5 separate regions of the Mus musculus genome follow, and regions 2, 3, 4 and 5 are each linked to region 1. Evidence: chromatin loops called from intact Hi-C (ENCODE). Cell type or tissue: heart. All regions are shown on one strand. Region 1 has its middle 30 kb from the start of Gm27211. Region 2 has its middle 30 kb from the start of Gm33407. Region 3 has its middle 14 kb from the start of Unc13c. Region 4 overlaps Unc13c (unc-13 homolog C). Region 5 has its middle 60 kb from the start of Unc13c.

Region 1 (5,000 bases):
GCTTTCATGGCTGTTGAAATGTGCTATAGACTATATGGCACACCAAACTGAGACAAGCAATGTTCTATAAGTAACGGTGAAATGCAAAACTCGACATCCATGAACCAAACTGGAATTCTAGGGAAAGAGAGAGTTCATGTCTTAATGACTCAGACACTTACTATAGAGAGCTGAAGATTGGAACTCAGATCCCCAGAACCCACATAAAAGCAGCTGGGTACTGCAGCTGCTTGTAATCCTAGCATCTGGGAGGCAGATATGGGAAATCCCTGGAACAAACCGACCAGCCAGACTACCCAAAATGCCAAGCAATAAAGCCTGCCTTCAATATACAAAGCAGAAGTAATTGAGGAAGGTAACCACGCCCACACACACAAAAGTGTGCCGTACATATGCAAGCAAAATGCATGCACATCACACACATAATAGATATATAAATACATATGTATTTATATATTTTTATATTTTATATATAATAAGTCATATATATAATTTGCATGGCCCCCAGTCACATGTCATCCAGAGAGAAACCTCTGTCATCTACTTTAACCAATATCTGACTTCTATAGATGCATAGTAAGGGATGTCTCTGGAAGATCCCTCAGTGTAAGACCGTCCTTATGAAAGCACTTGTGCTGGGGAAGTGACACACACTAAGTGTCCAGAGTGACTGTAGGGTAAGCCTTAAGGGGGAGGAAATTTCCTAAGAGCCCTGAGTTGAAAGCCGCCCTATTCCCTTTTATCCATGCCTGGCTGCTGTGAAGAGCTACTAACTTGCTACCGTCTCTAGTATTTATTCACATCACATAAATCACCTTTCACACCTGCCTTACTCTCCATCTTTCCCTGCTTCCCCCTTCTCGTTCCTTGCTCCTTCTGGTCCCTTTGGGCTTCGCTTAGGTTCTCTCCCCAGTGTCCTGGAAGGAAGTCCTTTGCCCAGTGGAGGCTTTCCCCCAGCCCCCACTGCTGCACCTCATTTCATACAGATAGATTATCCCACAGCCTTGCTGTAGCAAGTCATTGTGAGCCTTTCAGAAGTGTGTGTGAAATCCCACCCCAGAGGAATTCGGGTCCAAAAATCCCCTGGAATAAAAACAATTTGAGTAAGCATTGAGAAGTTTCAAGACAGATGAGTCTGGGTTTGTCTGGTTTTGATATGCAGAATGTGAGTTTGACCATATCCTAACACTATTTTCATTTCACTATATAAACTTGAAAGCCCAGAGATTATTGTCAATTCTTGCTTTTCTTAAATAATATATCTGTAAATTGTTTTATGAGATAATTAGTATCTGTGGCAATAAGCACCCCCCATTGCCAGGCAGATGTAACCACCAAGTGCTACCTGCAGACATAAATCTAAAACAGCTTCAGGAGAGAAATACCAAAGCCTGAAAGCCGGTTAGGGAGAGGTATCCAGAATAAAGAAAATGCAGGAAGATGAGGAGGGAGGAAAGGAGGAAGAGAGGAAGGGAGAAAGGGAAGAAATGAGAAATCCAAGGAAGGAAACAAAATATTCACTGGAAACTAGACTTGATACAATCAGCAACTTTTTATTTTGAAATCTACAAAGTTAAAAGAGTCACACCACTTTCAGAACACCGTCTTGGGGTCATTTAAGAACATTTCCATCACCCCCGAGGCACCTGAAATACATCAAGAAAACAGTGCGCTGTGCGTGGGTTCTGCCGATTCGTTGTGTAAGCCCTTTTGTAGCTGATAAACACACGGAAAGTTTTCTTTACACCGAACTCAAACCTAAAGGGAAAGGCGACGAATCTCCCCCCCTCCCCCGCCCCATTTTTGTTCTTTAAACTTGCATCGTGCTGCTAAAAGAATTAGTGAGGTTAAATCGCTGTGCTTTCACACTTTCTCTGGGCTTGCTCTGAAGGCATTAACCAAACTTCTCGGACCTTTCCGAAGTTATCCGAAATAACACAGCGCCCTCTGTCGGTCTTACCACCACACTGACTTTCGCGGTACAACCTCTGCAAAATGATGACTTCATGGCTTAAGAAAGATGCCTTAGCAAGTGAATGCAGATCCTCTGCTAAACGGAGAAAACAAGCAGCTGAGACAAGGGACTCTAAAATCACGTGCTGACGTTACTAAAAGTCGAGTCAATTATCAGCTTCTTTTCCTCCTTTAAACAGATTCGATTTTCTTAAAAACTGCTTTTTGTCACACTGCCGAGGCCCCAGTAATTGCAGCTGTCGTGAAGTCCATCAGAATCAGCTGCGAAACTGACAACTCCAACTCAAGTACCCGAGCCCAAAAGTGGGAGGTGGCCCTGTTTGCCCAAGCAGAGAAGCCCCAGCCTTGGCTTTCTCCAGGCTCGTGTGACCTTCAGGTCTGGGAAAGAGCTCAGAGGTTCCCGACAGGAAGGAGGGCAAGAAGGCGTTGCAGAGCTCAGCCACCTCAGATGCCCAGGAAAACATTTATCAGCAAGAAAAAGGTTAGCCTTCAGTCACTGATCCTGTGTTGCTTTTTAAATTTTTTAGATTACATTTATTTATTTTTGAGGACCGGGTTGTGACCACAGCTCACACACGTATGGAGATCGGAAGGCAGCTTGTGGTTTTCTTCCTCAGTATGAGCCTCGGGGATTGAACTAGCCCTGTCAGGTTTGTTGGCAGGTGCCTTTGCCTGCTGAGCCATCTCAAAGGCCCTGGTTTACACTTAATATGACAACATGAGGTGGTCCTCGCTGGTGTTTCAACCTTGACCTCCATATAAAGTTAGGTTGCACTCCAAGTGCTCTTGTGGTTTCGATCTACTCTACCTCTAAATAGGCCATGTGTGGAGCTGGGGAAAAGGCTCCATTGGTAAAGTGTTTGCTGTGTTAAATCCACAAACCTGAGTCCGTGTGCCCTCCACTCGTGGGGGTAGGGGAGGGGGAATTAGACCTAGTGGCACTGGGGAGTCTCTCCCAGCTTAATTAATGTACTCCAAGCAGTGAGACCCTGTCTCGAACAAACAAGGTGAACTGGTCCTGAGAAGGGATACTGGTTGGCCTCTGGCCTCCGCAAATGTGTATACACACACTGGCACACATGCGCGTGCCGGTGGGGTCAGGCTCATCAGGGGCGTGGACCGACTGGCTGGTAGAAGGCCTTTAAGAAATGGAGCCTAGGGCTGGTGAGATGGCTCAGTGGCTAAGAGCACCCGACTGCTCTTCCGAAGTTCAAATCCCAGCAACCACATGGTGGCTCACAACCATCCGTAATGAGATCTGACTCTCCCTTCTGGAGTGTTTGAGGACAGCTACAGTGTACTTACATATAATAAATAAATAAATAAATAAATAAATAAATCTTAAAAAAAAAAAGGAAGAAATGGAGCCTAGAGGAAAGAAATTAACCACTTTAGCGAGTTCCCGGAAGGGGATATTGGGACCCTGACCCCCACAGCCTTACTCTGATTGCTTCCCAGCAATGTGTGTGATAGCAACCGCCTCAGCAACACGACGCAAGGCCACCGCCCAGTGCAATGGCGGTGCTAAGCAATCAAGCACTAAAACTTCCAAAATCAGAAGGCAAAAGAAAAAAAGCTTCTCTTCTTGTAGGTTGCATACTTACTAAGTTTAGTCGGTCAGAAAGCTATCCTGTGAGATTGTCCCCTCCCCCCCCCAAAAAAAAAAAAACATAGAGAAAGAGATTGAAACGCTAGCTCAGGCTCCATACAAAACAGAGTCCATCACTGGTCTCCCCAACCCACCCCATTCCTGATCTATCCACTCCTGAAACAAGAGCCTTCCTAAGTGGATCTCTCTTACAACGCAGGACACAGACCAGGAAATTTGGTTTCTGTAGATGCTAAATTAGTGAATTAGGGCCACGTCTCTCAACTCCACTGAATCATTTATGTACCAGGTACTGGACAAGAGTAAACAAAAAAAAAAAAAAAAAACCCAGTCCCTCCCCACAAGTAGCATAAAGACAAGTATGTATAATTAGAATATAATACTGTAAAGCCAACGACAAAAATATCACAGAGTAAGGGCAAAGAAGATTGCAGAAAGACCTGTGACTTCAAAGCAGTAATTAGTAACACATTCCCAGATCCCTGCCATCTAGTCAAGAAGAACTTGGATTGTCTGAAGACACTTTCAGTAGATGGTTGACAAGGGCAGAGCTGGGCATTCACACATGAGGTCTGATCCACCCAATATCAAAGCATCAGCAATAGAAACACAGAAGGAGCCTGAAGCAGAGGCTGCAGGCAGGTCAGGCAGACAGCAGGTCAAGCGAAGATTCCCCCGGCAGGGGTGGCAGAAGAAAGACCATGTGGAGTTCAAACCAGTCATTTCAGTGGAGGGATGCATACAAAGGGCTGGGCTCCAAGAGGATGCATATGGAAAGGAAATAAGATGTATTAGGCAGGCACCACTGTCCCCCATATTTTCGGGAGTATTTGGCTTAAGGGAGACAGCCCAGAGCACACTCCTCTGAGGCAGTGGTCCTTCCAGCCTGAGAGTGTAGGCCTGGTCATAGAGACCCAGATTAGAGGTCCAGACGTGCCTCTCAGAGAAACTTAGCCACTCCAAGTCTAAAGTAGGATGATGCCCTGGGGATATGGCCCAGCTGGTGGCATGCTGGCCTAGGATACAAGACCCCCAGCACTGTATAAACCAGGTACATGCCTATAATTCTCTCCACTTGAGGAATGAAGGCATGAGGATCAGAAGTTCAAGGTCTGCCTGCTGAGAGGGCTCCAGCAGATGGAAGCACTTGCCAAGCAACCCTGTCAACCTGAGTTTGAGCCTCAGAGCCACTGGTAAAAGGAGAAAACCAACTCCTAAAAGATGTCCTCTGACCTCCACGTGGGCACTGTGGCACATGCATGCCCACACACACATACACACACACACACACACACACACACACACACACACACGCGCGCACACACACACACACCATACATACATACATACATACATAGACGTACATACATTAACAATAAATAATTTTTATATGGCATACCTTTAATCCCAGCACTGG
Region 2 (5,000 bases), 920 kb before region 1:
ATTTAAAAAATAATTTAAATAAAAAAGAAAAGAAAATCTATTGCTTTTCTATATATGAACAACAAAACACAAAAATTTTAAATTAATAACATAATGCCATTCCTATTAATGTCAAAAATATTGAAGTACTTAGATTTTTACCTAACAAAAGAAATAGAAAACACACATAAAGAAAACAAAAGCTTTCATGGAACAAATAAAAATAGATGTAAATAAATAGATATTCCATATTTATGAAGAGGGAGAGTCAATATTGTCCCTTCTTTGAAATGTGATATACAGATTGAGCCAGCACCCTTCCAAGTAAAATACTATCAACATGTTTTGCAACTACCAATAAATCAGGCTTAAAGATCCCAAAGAGTTAGCTCAGTGCTGAGTCAGAACATACAGTGATTATGATGGTGTGGACTGCTAGTGAACAGGTAAACAGATAGATGAAACAGAAGGAGAACCCAGACAGAGAGCCCACTAATACTGTCAACTCATCTTTGACAGAGTATCAAAGGTGGCCCCAACAAGCAAGGACAGAGTCCTCAGCAAAATAGTCTAGTGCATAGACCGACAAGGGGGTAGTAAAATATACTGACACAAGCTTATATTTTCTGCAAGAGTAACAAAAATAATCATGGAACTAAAGATAAAACACAAAATTAAAGTAGCTACAAGTTGAGAAAATTCACCTTTGACTTATTAATGATTTTCCATATGACACTGTGCATGAAAATACTGAATAAAGTGCACTTCATTAAAACTGAAATGTCTGAGACTGAAGAGATGGTGCAGCCGTTACAAGAACCTGTGTGTCTATCACAAGACCAGATCACAACTTGACACTTTGTAGATGGCTTAAACACTGTAACTCTTTGCTTGTTTAAACTGGGTTTAAAAAACAAACGAGAGAGAGAGAGAGAGAGAGAGAGAGAGAGAGAGAGAGAGAGAGAGAATGAATATGAATATGAATGAATGAGAAGGTATTTTAACCACAATCACCCCAACTGACTACAACCAAGTTACTGTTCTGCTGCACACAGTGATCAATAAGGACAAAAGAATATTATTTATTAGTAAGAAGACATAACAATCAGGCCATGAGAAAAAAAAATGACAGAACATGAATACTTACTCCTAAGTATAAGAAGCCTAGTCGAGGGTCCAGGAAGGTGCATAGTGGGCTGGAGACTTGCCTGGTAAGCACTGCACAGCCTCCTAAGAAAGAGGCAGAAGCAGATCTGAGTCAAGACAGAGAGAAGGTGATGACAGTGGGAAGACACTGGAAGTTAGCAGAGCAAGGTGGACTGTGTCTCCAGATGCAGCCAAGCTTGCTCCATCCCCAAGCCCCCAGCCAAACTGATTTCAAATTTCTTGCGTATTATGAGAGACTACATCTGTGTTGTGTCCACTGTTGAGTTTGTGCTAAGTATGAGTGACAGTCTCAGAAGTCCTTGAGGAGGGTTCCATTTGAGCCATATGTGGGTGGATTATCCAATACGTTCTTTCTCGGGGTAGGCCACACTCTGGCTTCTTGTATAACTACTGAGCTGTGATTGCATCCCTGACATTCAGAATGATACAAATTAAACATCTGAAGAGTGATTTTTATTGCAGTCAACAATTAACAGGGCTAGCCTCAAACTATGTATTCTATGACTCTGTCATCAACAACTGGCAGTTTTCTTCAGATATTTGGTTTACAACCAATGCTTTAGTGGTTCCTTTCTGGACCTTTTCCGTGGGTTGGAGTTGATGATCAGCCAACATTTTCCCCAGATATCAGTCACATACTTGGGGAGTCACCACCTATGTGACTCCTTCCCTTCCTAGCTGTCCTGCAGCTCTCTAGGTGTAGAAACCTGACATTTTCTGCTTCAAAGCCTGAGGGGCCCACTGTCCTTGTCTGCTATGTAAATGAGTGACTGCTCCCAGGCAAGGAGATAACACTCCCTGAGTGCAATTCCTGCTTTTCCAGAGTAGATATCCATCTAGTTTCTACTGTTTGTTGATTTCCAGGAAGTTTCCTTAAACATTTTTCAAATTGTGATCTGAGGGTAGTTGCATTTACCCAAGCTACCCACCATTGTCTGGAAGAAGTGTGGAGATGACTCAGCTGGGACCTGTGTGCGAGTTTTTAATTTCTAGTCTATAAACACTTATTATTGAACTTTTTAAAAAATATCTTTACAACACAAATTTGCTTATTCTTTACAACCTTATGGGACTGATTCTTATCATTTCTGTTTGGCAGTCCCAAAATGCTGAAATTGAAGCATCGGGTCTGGTTAATGAACCTAGATCACAACTTTTGTTCTTTAAAAATAAAACAGAAAAGGTGGATGTGGTAATCCTGAAGGTCTTCGAGCGATGCCTTATATCTCAGTTTCCAGTCTATGTGAGAGGACAGGACGGCACCGAGTCTGAGGAAGACACCTGCTTGTGTGCTGCCTCTGCCTCTCAGAGCCTGGGTGACCTTGGCTGAGCCTACCTCTAGCTGGTTTCAGGTTTTTCTTCTAAACAGCGGTGTGTTTTACCACAACAGAGAAGAAAACCCTCGTCCATCTGTGCAGTTCCTCTATGTCTCCACTTGAGGGGGAAACAATACTAGACATCCCTTTTCTTAGCTCAGAAAAAGAAACTCCAGCTGTTTCCCGATGATTTCAAACTCTTCTTTGGAGGAAGTGAGGGTCATTTGTAAAAGAATCAAGAAATAGACAAATCCTGTAAGGTGCTCCCATTGAAAACACTGCTTGACTCTCTTGGCTGCCTGACATTTAAGCCTTTGGGGTTTTTTTGTTTTTGTTTTTTTGTTTTTGAGTTTATTTTCTTTCGTGTGATTTTTTTTTCTGTCTTTTCCTTTGAGATGACCTTTGCCTTGTGTCTCAGCTCCTCTGCTCCTCCTCCTTCCCCCTCTTCTTTATCTTCTCCCCTCCCATCCATTCCTGTCCTCCTTCCCCTTTCCCTCTTTTTCCCCTCCTCTCCTCTCCCCTCCTCTTCTTTCCCCTCCTCCTCTCCCCCTCCCTCCCCATCCCTCTTCCTCCCCCTCTTCTCTTCTCCCTCCTCTCCCTCCTCCTCCAAGATTTTCATTTATGGGTACTATATTTGGATCCTTTCTCTCTCTAACTCCTCCCTCCTCTTTAGACTGCTTGATTTTTTTCATGGCACAGGTGGGCTTTGAGGATTTCTGCTGAAGGTCCTTTGAAGATTTCATCCTCTCTCAGAAAGAGTTTCTAAGCTCTGATGTCAGCCTAGAAGGTTCTTTTCATCACTGGACCTCACCTGCCTCGCATAGACTTGTCTCTTTCCACATCCTCCGCCTGCATCTTCAGCTCCACTCACAAGCAGCTGTTGGCAGTTTTATGAACAGAGAAAATAAATGTTATTTTTGCTCATTCATTTCACTGTCTTTATATTTAGGTAATGTACTGGCTAGTTTTGTGTCAACTTGACACAGCTGGAGTTACCACAGAGAAAGGAGCTTCAGTTGAGGAAATGCCTCCATGAGATCCAGCTGTAAGGCATTTTCTCAATTAGTGATCAAGGGGGAAAGGCCCCTTGTGGGTGGAACCATCTCTGGGCTGGTAGTCTTGGGTTTTATAAGAGAGCAGGCTGAGCAAGCCAGGATGAGGCAAGCCAGTAAAAAAACATCCCTCCATGGCCTCTGCATCAGCTCCTGCTTTCTGACCTGCTTAAGTTCCAGTCCTGACTTCCTTTGGTGATGAACAGCAGTATGGAAGTGTAAGCCAAATAAACCCTTTCCTCCCCAACTTGCTTCTTGGTCATGATGTTTGTGCAGGAATAGAAACCCTGACTAAGACAGGTAACAAATGAAATGAAAGTATTCCACAAACATTTACTTATTATTAGAATTGCGACCAGGGCCTCTGCCAAGCACTGCCCTTAGGTATGGCAGAGTATGCATCTTCTTCAGTCACAGACCTTTTCTTTAGAACAGTAGTTCTCAACCTGTGGGTCGTGACCCTTTAGGGGTTACATGCTTTTTCACAAGGGTCACCTAAGACCATGCTGCATAACATACTTAGATAACAGTAGCAAAATTCCAGTTATGCAGTAGCAGTGAAAATAATTTTAGGGTTATAGATCACCACAGCATGAGGAACCGCATTAAAGGGCTGCCACATTATTAATGTTGAGAACTGCTTTAGAATGTACTCTTATATTGTTTAAGATCTGGTTCCTCACTTATAAGGATCTACCTTCATATATGATATTGGAGGTTAAACCCCATCTACAACCCAGTTAAAACACAAATTCCTTCATGATTTTTTCAATTGGTTCATGATTGGCAGAAATTTATACTGTCTTACATGAGAATGTGTCTGTGACCACCAGATGTCACCCTGGCATTTAGGATTCATCTAAACAAAAGAACCAATTACTCCTTCATAGACATGCTATTTAAGATAGTCCATACTTAGACTAGCAATCTTTTAAGACTTAAAACAGGGCTTGGGAAGGCAGGAGTGGAGGTCAAGTCAGGTCTTTCTATTTCTTTTCATGCCTGCTCACTGGACAGCAGAGTGGACTTTTCTCCTAAGTGGTCATGACACAGTTATTAACATGGTCTCTTCATCCAATCTTAATTTAAAAACAAAACATTTTTAAAACCCCTAAAATGTGTGGTGATTTTTTTAAGTGTATAAGGATCCTCTTAATTCTAAGCAGAACCCATTTCTACATGGTGGTAATTTGTGGTAAAGGTCAACTTCACTATTAAGTCAGATACTATACCATCTCCAAATGGAGCACCCTGTGTTCCAATGTTTTTAGCCTCTGTAACTCTCAGTAATAAGTAACTCCCACCACCAATAATCACCATACTCCACTATGGTGCAAGTCAGGGTTTCTATTCCTGAACAAACATCATTACCAAGGAACAAGTTGTGGAGGAAAGGGTTTATTCAGCTTACACTTCCACATTGCTGTTCATCACCAAAGACAGTCAGAACTGGAAATCAAGCAGGTCAGGAAGCTGGAGCTGATGC
Region 3 (5,000 bases), 820 kb before region 1:
CATCAGACTAACAGATGCACCTCTCTTTGAAAAATAAAATTCAGAGCATGGATTTAATGATACTACTTTGGTAATAATTTTCAGCTATTGCAATTTTAATATACTAACCATGTTGTGTTAATTGAGATTTTATATATTCTCTTTCTCATTATGAAGTTATTATTATTTTCAAGTGAGCTTGGAATTATTTTCAAATACACACACACACACACACACACACACACACACACACACACACAAGGGACAAGTTTGATTGTGTAGGGATGTCAAACCACAAACATGCTACTCTTAGCTCCAGTGGAAGATGTGGCTCTCAGTGACAATTCTCTGTGTCAGAAAGCAGGTAAGCTAACTTACTGGGGTCTTTCTTCTATGCCTTATTGGCAGCTGGCTGCAAAGGAACATCCCACATCATTAAAGAGGAGAGGAGCATAGCTTGCAGCAAATGTCAAGGCTTTTAGTGTCTTTTTCCCCTTCAGATATAAAATGTAATTACAGACGTGAACCTTCTGCTTTAATTAGTTCTTTCATCTGATGGAATGGCAGTGTCATCCTCTGCCCTTTTAAGAACCACATGGTCACAACCTGCCAGCACTCACTTGTACATAATGCAACTCCAAGTCCTTAGGCCTCACACCTGTTTGGAAGGAACACGTAACAAGTGTACTTGTGTCTTTCTTGGTATTGCACTTTCCAACATTGTCTTGTGGCTATCAGAAAGCTTATATTCAAAAGAACTGGCTTTTCTTTTCTCTTCTCTTCTCTTCTCTTCTCTTCTCTTCTCTTCTCTTCTCTTCTCTTCTCTTCTCTTCTCTTCTCTCCTCTCCTCTCCTCTCCTCTCCTCTCCTCTCCTCTCCTTTTCTTTTCTTTTCTTTTCTTTTTATTTTTCTGTTGCTGCAAGGAGCCACCATGGTCAATGAAACTTATAAAGTAAATCATTTAATTGCAACTTATAGTTGCAGAGGGTGAGTCCATGACCATCGTGGCAAGAAACATAAAAGCATGCAGACAGGCATGACTGGAGAAGTACACATTTGATCCCTGAGAGTTCACATCTGATCCCACCTCCATCAACAAGGCCACACCTCCTAATCCTTCTCAAATAACTAGACACAAACCATTCAAATATATGAGCCTATAGGGGTTCATTCTCATTCAAATACAAGAACAAATGTGAGTTATGTTTCAATGACTCCACTCTATAGATCTGACCTTGGAGAAAGTGTGTCCCTGTATGTTAACTGACTTGACACACAAAATTGTTTACATGTGGCAAACTCAACATGATGTTATTTAGTATAGACAATTCTCCAATCCAAAGATTCCACACTCGTGAATTCAAAGTACCACCAACTGTGAATATATACAATAATCACAAATATTTGAGAGGAAAAATAAGAAAATGCATCTATACCAACATCTTACCCCTTCTCCTCAATATCCCATAAGCAACACAATATGATGCCTGTTTCAATATCATCTATGTTGTGTGAGGTGTAGTAAGTCAACCAGAGAGATGCTTTAAAATAAAGCTTACTCACATCAGATGAGCATGGGACCTATGAAATACTGACCCATGCTATTTTTATGAAATGAAGATGTTGGTATCTGTGGTGATTCTGAAATGATCCATGTGCCGCTGCATGCAATCCAGATATGACTATTCACGCATAGTGCAGAGTGGTTAAGTCTGGCCGGGAAACAATACACTTTGCCTGGCACAACTGTAATTTTTGTCGAGAGACCACTTTACACTTAACCTATGCTAATTATCAATAATAAAATACAATTCTTGCTGCAGTCAAGCTATAAAACAAATTTCTTGAGCTTTTTTTTTTTGTATTTTTTTTCCCACCAATGTTCCTAGTGCTTGATGATCACCATTTTAATCTCTAGTTCTGAGTTCAGATTTCTTAGATTCCACATCTGAGCAACACCACGCAGCCCTTGTCTTTCTGTATCAGGCTTATTTCATTAGTTTCATTTGTTCTTGTATTCCAATGGCTTATGCCATTCATGGATCAGAATCATCCATGCGGCCGAGGACAGGATTTCAATCAGGAGCACCAATTAGATTTACCAGCAGGGGGCAGGCTTTAGCCATGAGAAAGGATTAGGTTTACAATGGTTTTCAGAGTGGCAAGCACACACCCACCCCGAGGGGATATATTTTAAGTTCTCAAAATGAACGTGCATATAGGTTTTCTGTGACATAGAGACCCTCAGATGCTATCTTCATAATTCGTTGATATAACAACCAGACTTCTTTTGTTGAAAAAGAAAGAAAAGAATTTTTATCTCAGGAAAGGCAGCTAGCCATGATACAATGAACTGACTATTTTTTGCATTGTGTCCAGCCTTCCTGGGTTTGAGCCTGTGGGAGATGTATGGCACCATGCATGAGTGACATCTTGATGTCTACAAGCATCAGTTTCATTGGTGAGCTGGGAGGTGAAGGGTGGTCCCTACCTCAGGGTACTGCAGAGATAACTCTAGAAGATGGCATGCTATCCATGAGCTACAGGGAGAAAGATGGGGGGGAGAGAGACAGAGAGAGAGAGAGACTAACTAAGCCCCAGCTACTGCTCCTGGACAATGCCTTCCTGCCTGCCTGTTTCCATGTTTCCCACCATTATGGTTATAGATGCACTGTATGCAAGCCCCCATTAAAGATTTTGTTTTAATATATATATATATATGTCTTATTACAAATCCTAGGTAAGAATATGCGTTCAGAAAGCAACAACACTTACTGCAATAACCTTGCTGAGAGTGGATTCATGACACCTTATCACAGGAAGACCCTGCAGCATAAGGGTAAAAGACTTGGGGAGGGGGGCGGTGATGCTCATTCAGACAGTAGAGTTGAGTCTGCAAAAAGAAGGAGCCAGTAGCTGAAGCTCACAGACTGAAAACGGCTAAGAAATTGTTGGGGAAACTGATTGCTTCACTTGGGACTAGAAATAAAATAGGGTGGATAATTTTATGTCCAGAAACATAACTTCGACTCCAGCAGGGGAAGACAGTTTCTGTGTGTCCATCTGGCACATATATCCCAGTGGCATGAGTTGGGAAAGACTCAGCCTGCAGAATCTACTGATGAACTAGGAAGGCTGGACTCAGTGCAAAAGTTAGTTCATTGCATTGTATCTGGCTGTCTTTCCTGGGCTAAAAGTTTTCTTTCTTTTTCAACAAAAGAAGTCTGGTTGTAATATCAATAAATTATCTCTATATAACAGAAAACCTATACTTATGTTTATTTCGAGAACTTAAAATATATCCCCATGGGATAGATGTATGCTTGCTTCTCTGAAGGATACTGTAAGCCTAACCCTTTCTCGTGGCTAAGACAGGATGAACTGAAAGAGGTTCATCTGTAGAGAGATTCAGTCTTGAGCCAGTGGATATAGATTGGGAGGCTTGGGGATCTGAGCTTGGTTGAGCAAAACACAATGTACAGTTTGAGGAGAGAGCCAGGGTGTCATGGTAAGGATAAGTACGGATAAATCTTGTGAGGGAGGTTGTCTATTTATACCTACAACCCAGTATATCAAAGGACTTTTAAATCAAACAGCTTGGTAAATGGGCTTTTGCAGCACACCAACAATTTAGCAAGGGAGCCCCTCTAGTTACTAGGAAAAGTTTGCGTGATTGCTCTATTTCTCTAAATTCCAAGACTCTGTGGAATGCATATTTTGAAGATTTATTTCCTTTTATTTAATATGTATGAGTAATTAGTCTATGTGTGTAAAAGTGCAAGGGGTACATGCCTGGTACTAATGAGGGACAGAAGAGGGCATCAGATCCCCTGGAGCTAGAGCTGCACACAGTTTGTGAGTCACCATGTACTGCTGGGAACTGAGCCTGGATTCTCTGGAAGAGTAACCGGGACTCTTAGCAGAGGTGCCATATCTCAAGCCCTGCAGGAAGTGTAAGTTGAAAAATGTCACTCAGCCAAACAGTGTGGCTTCTAGGGAGCTCCTCCTTTCTCTGTGAGAAGCGTTATACTGGCTTCCTTCCTTCTCAAGGCACACAATTCTCATTCTCCAAGGACATACAATGCATCCGAGTAATGAAGAGTCTGCAATGATGATCATGTGCAATCCCAAGATGTTTAAATCCACCTAAAAGAAGAAACACTCCCCCCACCCATCCATCTAATCCAGAAATCTGTCACCCTTGGCCAAGATTGTACCTTCATTGTTAAAGGCAGTCTATAAGATGCCGTATGGAAAAAGAAAAGGAAATTATCTGAGGGACATGGTAGGAATTGTATCTCGGCAAAATGTCTTTGCCCATTGGCACCTTAAGGTGGTGACAGGAGCTGCTGTCCCCGGAGGGATGTTGTCCGTGGCCTGAAGCCATGCTGTCAACTGAAATCAGCTATGTATAAGACATGCTTAGACACTTTCTGAGTTGCCGTGATTTCTGTGGAGAAATCTTGCAAAACTCATCCTTCTCAATGTTAGATACACACTGGTTCTTAACGCTGTAGCTGTCATGGCATAGTCAGCAAGATTTGTGTATGAGAGGCTTGTTAAACTGCATCAGGCACTCAGTCATGTCTTGGCAGTATTTAGAAATAGTCTCTTGATTTTTTTTCTTCTCTGTGTGTGTGCTCATGTGTGCCTGTGAAGGTTATGTGCATGTATATGTATGTTTGCATGTTCGTGTGTATGCAGACTACAGAACAATGTTGTATGTCTATCTCTGACCACCTTATTTATTTTAGATAGAGCCTATCACTAAACCTGGAATTCATAGATTTTGCTAGCCTGGTTAGTCAATGAGCCCTAGGAATCCCCCTGTTTCTGCTTGCCCAACGCTGGGGTGTCAAACTCAGGTCCTCTTGCTTGTACAGCAAGCACTTCACTGACTGAACCATCGCCCCAGCCAGTCTCTGATCTTTTAAGTGCTGAGATGGCCTGGGCTCTGTTCTGTTCCCCGGATGTACCGTCTTTAAGGTAGGAAAGCACAACTTTCCAGGAAGACGATGTTAA
Region 4 (5,000 bases), 400 kb before region 1:
TATTTATCTCAACTTTACCCAGAAAATTCCCTCTTACCTCTCTCTTCTCCATCCTCTTTTCATGTAGTGAGTAGCCATTGCCCCAAGTGAGCCCAACTCTCCCTAGCATTCTTGAAAATCAGAAATGACCATATTTGACTTGGTGTATGGCTTTTTATGTAAAGAATTGGTATTCTCGTCTTGTTCTGTGTACTAAGAACAGACTTAAATGCTAACATCAAATAAATCAAGTAGAGTATGCTGGGATCAAGGAGTGCAGATTGTGATTTTGGGAGTAGAGGCCATTAAAACTGTCTGTAGCATCCCACAGTCAGAAACTCGGGAGTGTAACTCTCAGTTATCTATGTTTAAAGAAAAATAAAATATCTAAGTGGCCAGAATCCAGGAACAGAATAGAAGTGTGGAATTGTTTCCATAAATCAGACTTAGGTTGTGGTCACTTTAAGAGTCAAGTACAAAGTCTCTCGAAGGTCTGTGATGTGGTTAAGGTAATAATAAAATCTTTCCACTGATGAGAGCTAACGCCTCTTTGATGTCCCATGAGTCCTTTGTCTGACCTTCTGATTCATTGCTGGCTCCCTTCCCAGCCACTTGGAAAGTGTGTCCATTTCCTGTCTCTGTCATCCCCAGCTCTGAGCCACTGACTCTTCAGAATCGATGTGTCGCAGCCATCAGTGAGCTTTGCAGCTAGGCCAAAATCTATTTTCTGATTTGAAATTAATTCCAAATTGATATCTCGTCTTGTCACAAAGTTTTATAACACCACTGCCCTTTTCTACCTCTCTAGAAACAACTCAAATGCCTAAGTACGAGTCCCGTGTAAGCACAGTGCTGCAGTCTACCCAGTGCACAGCAGCACGCACAGCGTTCACGTTAGCCAGTGACAATAAAAAATAAAAATTTAAAAAAAAAAAAAACCTCAGTGTAAAGTCTTTGTAAAGCAAAGGCAATGTAGGTGATAGAAAAGTTTAAAACCAAGGTAGCAAATTCTAATCTAAATGATGGAAAAGAACCCAAATAAACAAAGAGGAAAGTCAGAAGAGAAACACATTTGTTCTGAGCCAGATAATGAAGGGACTAGTCTACAGCTTCCTGGCTTAAGTGAAAGACAGAAACTCCATCGAAGTCATTTTAAATTTTTTGGAAGTTTTCTTGGGTTTAAAAAAAAAAAGAAACACAAATGTTCTTTGGTTTTAAAACAGCACAGTTACCAGAGAATTGAAATTAATTGATTTTCTCAAAATAAAAAAAAAAAAGTTAACAACATAGACTAGGGTAGGTTGGGGATACAGCTCCATCGAAAGGGCACTCCCAAAGCATCTCTCAAGTCCTGGGTTCAATCCCCAGCACTGCAGAAGTCAGGTAGTCCACACCTGCTATCCCAGAACTCGGGAAGTAGAGGCCGGAGAGTCAGAAGTTCACGATCATGCCCAGCTCTCTGAGACTAGCCTGGCACATAAGAAACATTGTATCCAACAAAACCGTAAAGAAAAAGTGGCTAACTCTTATCTTCAAAATACCACAAGAAGAGGAAAGGGCCTGCCGATAGCCAGTCTCCATGTGCTATTGCACATGTTGATTGTTAAATTGTATTCCCCCAAATGGTCATCTATTTCCTTTCCAGTCCCAGCTGTTAAAAGCCCTCATTCAAAGTAGCCTAATGATTGTTTGGTGTGTATCACAGGCCACAGGTTGACAGCCATAGACTGTAGAAGTTAAACTCGCTCCAGAGGTGGGAGGATGCGAAGGATGTTGATCACATTGCCTCTCTTTCTCTTTCTACAAGCCTTGCATATTGATGAACAACATCCAACAACTGCGGGTCCAGCTGGAAAAAATGTTTGAATCCATGGGTGGGAAAGAGGTGAGTGTGTGTCCACTTTTGTCTTTACCAAAGGACTCTTGGGTGGATGTTAGTAGCATTTTGCTTTGTTCTGGAAAGCGTCTTACTTTTTGAAATGGTTTTTACCAATGAACAGGAAGCAGCATTTGTTTGCTTGGTTGTTTGATTGTTTTTATCTCTAAAATCCCATTCGCAATTACGGCAGTCACTATGACAGCATTTTAGTAAATGGAGGTGTATTCAGGGACAGGGAGAGAGCCAGCCAACCTGTTGTACAATTAAAATGTATGCATATAAACTAGTGATCAGTAGTATGACAAAGATTACATTTTATACTTCCTGTTGAAGTTGACACTTGTTTTAGAATCTATGTTGTGGCAATCGTGCTATGTCGGTGCTTAATTTTTCACATCGTGAGAGCTGTGTCAAACGTGCTATCTGTGTGTTGTGTCTGTAATGTGTCGTGTCTCTATTCAACATCTGTGCCTTGCAATTCCACGAACAGAAGAAGGAAGGAGAGAGATTCTCCTATGAGGTTTGTGATAGCAAGCGTTACCCGCTTCCCCTGGCTGTCCTTCTCCCCCGCCATTTAAAGACCATTGCGTGGCCCGTGCGCGCACGCACATGCGTGCACGTGCTCTCTCATTTGCTTCTTGAGATCAGACAAAGAGTAAAACATGAATTAGCTCGCTCCTGCCTCTTCCTGCTTGCCAAGGTCTTGTCTTTCCTTACAAACTGGTGTGTGCGGGGGGGGGGGGGGGGGGGGGGAGAAACGGGAAAGTCATTAAAGGCAAGAGTCACTGGAACAGCTGGTCTTTCTGGACTCACCCTGCTTGCTGCCAACAGCAACAAAAATAAAACAAACCCTTAGGGCCAGAGAGCTGGCTCGGCAGTTAAAGGCACTGGCTGCTCTTCCAGAGGACCCAAGTTTGATCCCTAGTACCTGCATATCAGCTACCATCTCTAACTCCAGTTCCAGGGGATCTGCTGCCCTCTCCTGGCCTTCTCAGGCACTGCATACAACATGGCACTTGGATGCATGCAAGCACTCAGACACAAAAAGTAAATATTTTTACAAGAGAAAACAGACCCAATGAAGTTATGTCTACAGTGTTTCTACTTCACTTACATCAGACTTTCTGTATAGTAATCCATGGGCCCATGCAGAAAGCTAGATTCAAAATGAAAGCAAATTTCCCTTTTATTTCCAAATGTCTGAGGCTAAAGAACCTCTGTTAGCACCAGCCTCTTCACATGAGATGATGAGTCTTTAAACCAAAGGAGAAATTCAGCTGCCCCCCCCTGTAAAAAATGAAGGTGCTACTTAACCCCCTAGAAATGGGAAGCACAAGAATCATGTGCAATGCTACAATTTTTTTTTAATATGAGTTCTTTCACTGGTAGTCTCAGATCAGCTTATGTGAAATAAGGCCTCGCTCCCTGCAGTGTGCTAATGCCTGCTCCAAGGTCTCGGGGCATCAATCTCATTTCTGGATTCTTCTGTTGAAATTAATGGGCATGGCAGTTGGGGGAATCATCCCATACGATTCCCTTTCCTAATTGTCCTGATGCTTCGTGACATCCATTTAAATCTATTTAATAGTTTTAGTGATGAAGTCACTCATTTCTTGTGGGAAATCTCAGCCCAAAATTCAGTGAAATGGAAACGCCAGGAATCACGTCGGAGTGAAATTATATATTGGCTGACCTATTTCTAGAAACTTCCCCCGTACCCTAACTATTTCTCTACCATTCTGTGCTTGGACTCTGATGCAGATAATATTTGCTGAGATGAGTCTAAGCAGAGAAGATGGAACTGACAGACTAAAGGCCCATGGGGCCCATGGTTAAAGGAAGTTGTGTAGACCAAGTCAACCTCTTGCTAAGCACCCAACAGGGAGACTTGTTTACCAGGCAAACGTGATTCTTACTGGTGGAGAGCAATTACCAATTTGAAAGGTGTAGGTTCTCATTATAAACTATGTTTATGTATAACTTCTTCCTTTATAATGCAAGCCATGCCCATTTATTGAGCTCCTTATACATAACATACATGAAAAAATGCAGTTGATCGAGTAAGGGAGATAAAACAAAGGCCTGGTTTCTGTCTAATCTGTCAAGTGAATCAAGGCAACTCTTCCCTATATTCACCATCCTTCTGTCCCTCTTTCTATGCAGTTTTCCCTTCTTTTTTAACCTGGCTTCCATTGATAAATAAAAGCTCTAAGCTGAACCAATCAGAACTAGCATAGAGATACATGAAGCCTAGAAATAAAACAAGACCCAAACCCAAGGCCAAGTGTAACACACAGATTTCTAGGATGGCTGTGCTTAATTAATATATAATCATGTTAGAGTTGTAGGGTGACCCAAGTTATGAAGATGGTCTGCAGATTCTTTCTGGTCGGGGCATCTGTGAGAGACAGTAATTTAAACAAGTGCCTTCACTTGGGGCTTTTAGAGAAATCAAAAAGTATTTTATGGCTGTGGTAGCATATGGCTGAAATCCCAGAAATGGAGAAATGGAAGCAGGAGGGTGAGAAGTTAGCTGTTGTCCTTGGCCACATAGGTCAAGGCCACTTGGGATATGTGAGACCCTGTACCACCCCCAAAGTTATCCAAAGGAAGAAGAAAAAGAGGTAAAATTATACAGTATGACCAGGAGTCACCTTTCGCTATAAGACATATATGCAGTACTTGATGCAGGCATATTCAACAGCCTTTGAAAGTTTTACCATGTGAGGTTAAGGACATGCTCAGTGGATAAGACCATTGGCTATGCAAGCATGAGGACTTGAATTCAATTTCCCAGAATGCATGCAAATATCCAGGCATGGTCACATTCACAAGTGCACACCAGTAACATCAATGCTCTAAGGGGCAGAGACAGGAGGATCTCTGTGGCTTGCTGACCACCAGCCTAGCTCCAGGTTCAGTAAGAGACCCTGAATCCAGGGAATAAATGAGAGAGTCACAGAGTAGGATACCCACTACTTTTGTCTGGCCTTCACATGTATGAATAAGCATGTATGCATGCACTAAGTTTGAACATGTGTACATATATCATACATATGCAGCACACATACATACACATATATTTTTTGAATCATAAATAACTTCTTCCAAGCAAACTAATGTTGGTTGCCAACTTCTCCCC
Region 5 (5,000 bases), 870 kb before region 1:
ATCATATTTAAACAGTAACTGCGGTAGCAGAAGTTCATTAAGTTGCATAGACTGTGGGTCTTAATTTGGGTGTGTGATGTTTTTATTTCTTTTTAATGCTTTTTATAATAAAGTTTATACAGTTAAAAATTAATAATTATTTAAGTTATATTACATTAAAACATTTTTCCCCAAAACAAGGTGACACTACATGCTAGCCATCTCACTTCAGACTGAGTCTGATCAATTGCAAAACCAAAGAGACAAAGTGGAAGAGAGTAACTCAAGAATAGGAATTTATCAATAAGAATGAGAATACTGTCCCGAGAGCTGTCACCTTGAGAAGTGCCCCACAGATGATGCAAATGCTCCATCCAGACTGAGCACCATCACTAACAGAGTCCTGTGTGCTCACATCAGGAATTTTAAAAGATAGGTAAGATAACTTTCCTGGAAAAAAAAATCGTGATTTGAATTGGTGAATAGTGATGAGAGCATTCTGTCCCCTGCTTCACCCTTGACCCACAAGCACCAAAGCCAGATATCTGGACTGTAAATTCAAAGCAATTTGAAATACACACTGAAACTTAAGATCTATAAGCTATTGGAAGGCATAAATTGGTTGTTAGTGATTTAGCCTATCCCCAAAAATTAGCAATTCCATCTCGAATGTGGGAAGGTACTAGTGCTAAGTATTCCCGAGGAAATGCAGAAGAATAAGCAATACAAGGAGAGCTGCATATCTGTCTTGATTTAAATAGTATGAAACACAATAAAACACAAATGTTTCCCTTCAAGTAAAAAGATACAACGTTTTGTTTTGATGAAAGTTCTTTACCAGAGGCCTTCTTTTCTCCCTCTCACCTTCTTATCTCCACATCCTGACTTTCCTCTCCGGTCTCACCTTCTCTATGCTTCACTGAAAGCCACCTTCCAGCCAATGCCTCATTAATTTTGGCACCTGGGGCTAGTCACTGAAAATCAGTGGCTTTCCCTTCAGCAGGTATGAATGTGCTGAGAAACTGAAAGGATCTATAGGAGCAGGCAGAGAAGGTTAGGCCTGTGGATGGGTTATTTTTCTTACCTTTCTCAGATGTCAACCTATCTTGCCGCTGTGATGGTCAATCTTCCTGCCTGTCTAGGCCCTTCAGATCCTATTTCCTGTAGAGCAATGATTGCTGCATCCTTCTTCTTTTTTCTTCTTTTTTTTAAAAATTGGGCATTTATTTCATTTACATTTCCAATGCTATCCCAAAAGTCCCCTACACCCTCCTCCACCCACTCCCCACCCACCCACTCCCACTTATTGGCCCTGCCATTCCCCTGTACTGAGGCATATAAAGTTTGCACGACTAATGGGCCTCTCTTTGCAGTGATGGCTGACTAGGCCATTTTCTGATTCATATGCAGCTAGAGACTGGAGCTCCAGGGGGGTACTGGTTAGTTCATGTTGTTGTTCCACCTATAGGGTTGCAGATCCCTTTAGCTCCTTGGGTACTTTCTCTAGCTCCTCCATTGGGAGCCCTGTGATCCATCCATTAGCTGACTGTGAGCATCCACTTCTGTGTTTGCTAGGCCCCGGCATAGTCTCACAAGAGACAGCTACATCTGGGTCCTTTCGATAAAATCTTGCTAGTGTATGCAATGGTGTCAGCGTTTGGAAGCTGATTATAGGATGGATCCCTGGATATGGCAGTCTCTACATGGTCCATCCTTTCGTCACAGCTCCAAACTTTGTCTCTGTAACTCCTTCCATGGGTGTTTTGTTCCCAATTCTAAGAAGGGGTAAAGTGCTGCATCCTTCTAAGGCAGTGGTTCTCAACCTTCCCAAGGCTGCAAGCCTTTAATACAGTTTCTCATGTGGTGACCCCTCCCCCCCTTGTGTAGCATTATTTTTGTTGCTGGTTCATAACTGTAATTTTGCTGCTGTTATAAATTGCAATGTAAATATCTGATGTGTAGGATATCTGATATCCAGAGAAGTTTCTACTAACCCTTGCACTTTGGTAGTCAGAGGGGAATGGAGGTCATTGCCATGTGCTATGAGGTGTCATTGCCATGTGCTGTGAGGTCATTGCTACGTGCTATGAGGTCATGGAATGGGAAGGCAATAAATAGATATAATCATGGGACAAGTCAACAGAAAACACTGCCAAAGGGGCTTTAAAATATACATGACCAATTTAAAGTAATAAAATGTATAGACTGGTGTACCTGAATAGCCATTCCTGGGTTGGCTTTCTTAGATCGGAGGTTGAATGGTGGACTGTGTGGCCTGTCACAGGGTGAAAAGAGGGCACCATGAGACCTGATACCTTTGCAGTTGGCCCAAAAAAGGAATCTTTATTATGCCTTCATGTACAAGGCTTCCTTACTCGAGGAAATGCTATATATACAGAAAGCCACATAAGTAACTCCTCTTGTTTAAACATATGGAGTTTAATCTTGCTTTTGGCCAGCCCTTGAAGAGTTGTAAACTACTGACATGTTGTGGATGGATGAGAGTGACCTGGATTTCATTGACAAACATCAACAACAACAGCAACAACAGACAGACAGACAGACAGACACTCAAAACCATCACTAGGAGTGTAAGGATGCTGCAGAGAGATTCATAGAGAGTTCCCACTGGAAAACCTCTTTCAAAAAAATAGTTATATGAATGAAGGCTCTTGAGATGGTTCAATGATTAAGAGCACTTAATGTCTTGCAGAGGACCCAGGTTTGATTCCCAGCACCCACAACCATTCCAGAAATTTCAGTTCCAGGGGATCTAAAGCTCACTTTCTGACCTCCACAGAAACCAGGCAGGCAGGTAATACATAGACATACATGCAGATTAAGAACCCGTATACATAAAATAAAATGAACAAATCTAACAAAAAATCAAAATAATAGTTATAAGGATGAAAAGCAAGCAATAACCCACTATTTGGGGAGATACAGAGACAGAAATTCAGGATTGGGATTTGTCAAGTTTGGCAAATTAATGGCTGCAATTAAGAAGATGACCACATGGAGGCAGCACTCAGCTGTGGTCAGTGTCACTTGCTTTAAAAATAACAAATTAAATCATACTACCCCAAGGCAAGCATTTGTTCACCAGTACAAGGGTTTCTAATTTTATTTTAAGGAAATTTCATGACTACAAGAAACTCATTACTGTTCCTCTCCATGGTGTCATGTCAATAAAAAATGGAATCCATAGAAACTCCCTGTGGGCTTAATCATTTCCTTTCAATATTAGAAGATATATATTATTTCCCCCTTTATAATATTTAGGGGTTCTTGTAGTTTTTTCTAAATGTTTTATTCACACGATATATCTAGTTTTATGAAGATAAATTCTTTTGGATTTTTTTAAATTATCCTTATATGATATATTTTTCCCTTAAATAGTTTTACTTCAGAAAAATTGGGAAAGTTTCAAGCTCAAAACTTTGAGTTGGTGGCTAAAGGAATGGTTCAGTGGCTAAGAGTTGGTACTGCTCTTTTAGAGGGCCCTGATTCAGTTGCCAGCATAGACTTCAGGAATTTCAAAACCACGGATAACTCTAGCTTAGGGAGTCCAATTCCCTCTTCCTGCCTTTCATGCACAAATCTAACCACAAACACACATACACATGAATAAAACCTAGGTACATCTTAGATAAAGTAAGCACTTCATCAGTGGGTTTTGGGTTACCATGTCTCACCTACCAAAAATAAATCTTTCTTCTCTCCTGCCGATGATATCTACGTCTGTAAAATATTAACATACTGGTGGTTTTTTTCTTTGTCCATGTGATGGTTTGTATGTTATTGGACCAGGGAGTGGCACCATTGGGAGGAGTGGCCTTGTTGGAATAGGTGTGACCTGGTTGGAATGGGTGTGTCTCTGTGGGTGTGGGCATAAGATCCTCACCCTAGTTGCCTGGAAGTCAGTCTTCCACTAGCAGCCTTTGGATGAAGACATAGAACTCTCAGCTTTGCCTGAGCCATGCCTGCCTGGATACTGCCATGCTCCCACCTTGATGATAATGGACTAAACCTCTGAACCTGTAAGCCAGCCCCAATTAAATGTTTTTTATAAGACTTGCCTTGGTCATGGTGTCTGTTCACAGCAGTAAAACTCTAACTAAGACAGTCCATCATAATAACTCCCCCATTTTTCACAGAAATGCCTCTGTATTTTCAGTTTTGTGGTTTCCTACTTTCCATTAGCTTGGGCAGTGATGTCCTGGCCCTGTGGCTGAGGGCCACCCAGGCCGGTCTTCCCGGGACAGCTGCCTGCAATTCGAGGAACTTGCCCTGGGAAGCACGAGCTATACTCTGAGCAGGAAGCCAGTATGCTCTGTACTTTATTGCATGGAATCTGCACGTGCCCTCTATGTGAACTGGGTCTGATACTTACTCCCATTTGATCATGAGTTACACCAAAAATGTTTAAGACAAGGCCAAGGTGACACAAGGGAGAGGCCGGCATTGCTCTTGGCCACAGCTTTCAGGGCTTTTTCTCCCCATTACTGACGCCCCCCCTCCCCCGTTCATTCCCCTTCCCTGGCTCCCCCAGAGGCCCACAATGGATGGCCCATTCTAATTCCCTCATTTTATTTAGCATTGAAAACTCCCTCCTCTGCAAATACAATCACTCTGTTTTCATTTCCCCTTTAAATCCGTTTACAATGAGCCCCTAATATCTTTTCTTTCTCTTCCTTTTCTCTCTCCTGCAATCTGTTTCATGGTCTCCAGGCTCCTGTGGTACTGGTAGAGCTTACAACCCCCAACCCCACTCCCAGCCCTGTATCCCAATGCTCTTCCTGCTTCTTGCATGTTGTGGAACATTTTCTCACTTCTCAGCTACACCTGCTAACCCACCCTCCTCCATTAGATTCTGCTCACCTCTGGCTTCTGGGACACATTTCCTGACCTTCTCAATGAAGGCTGGCTGACCACTCCTCTGCTCATTCATATAGCATCCTCCATCCTTCTCTTTGGAACACTCCATGCAACAGTGAGCAAATTGATCTATTAAAACAGTA

What was found. Peaks named below come from ENCODE experiments on the same cell type or tissue, not always from the same donor. Only the 100,000 strongest peaks of a DNase experiment are listed, where the experiment ranks them.
Region 2: a loop joins it to region 1, with 5 times the contacts of the local background. A loop is called at or near these places in 8 of 42 quality-filtered maps.
Region 3: a loop joins it to region 1, with 8 times the contacts of the local background. A loop is called at or near these places in 27 of 42 quality-filtered maps.
Region 4: a loop joins it to region 1, with 2.5 times the contacts of the local background. A loop is called at or near these places in 7 of 42 quality-filtered maps.
Region 5: it touches region 1 in a loop (5-fold over the local background); 2 of 42 quality-filtered maps call a loop at or near these places.

Annotation. Positions count from the first base shown.
Region 1 is chr9:73,160,061-73,165,060 of GRCm38, reverse strand. No RefSeq gene overlaps it. Among named protein-coding and RNA genes, the nearest start is that of Gm27211, 30 kb to the left of the region's middle. In heart, a CTCF peak has its summit at 1,956 (motif pointing left); no DNase peak of the experiment used is centred here; H3K4me3 peaks cover 919 bases; H3K27ac peaks cover 212 bases; H3K27me3 peaks cover 269 bases.
Region 2 is chr9:74,078,019-74,083,018 of GRCm38, reverse strand. No RefSeq gene overlaps it. Among named protein-coding and RNA genes, the nearest start is that of Gm33407, 30 kb to the left of the region's middle. In heart, a CTCF peak has its summit at 2,579; no DNase peak of the experiment used is centred here.
Region 3 is chr9:73,980,235-73,985,234 of GRCm38, reverse strand. It overlaps a transcript of Unc13c not described here. Among named protein-coding and RNA genes, the nearest start is that of Unc13c, 14 kb to the right of the region's middle. In heart, a CTCF peak has its summit at 2,083 (motif pointing right); no DNase peak of the experiment used is centred here.
Region 4 is chr9:73,555,803-73,560,802 of GRCm38, reverse strand. It overlaps Unc13c (unc-13 homolog C), which reads left to right. Exons shown (of 33, transcript NM_001081153.2): 24 at 1,787-1,864. Among named protein-coding and RNA genes, the nearest start is that of Gm27211, 370 kb to the right of the region's middle. In heart, a CTCF peak has its summit at 2,849 (motif pointing left); a DNase peak (open chromatin) is centred at 602.
Region 5 is chr9:74,026,631-74,031,630 of GRCm38, reverse strand. No RefSeq gene overlaps it. Among named protein-coding and RNA genes, the nearest start is that of Unc13c, 60 kb to the right of the region's middle. In heart, a CTCF peak has its summit at 2,990 (motif pointing right); no DNase peak of the experiment used is centred here; H3K27me3 peaks cover 355 bases.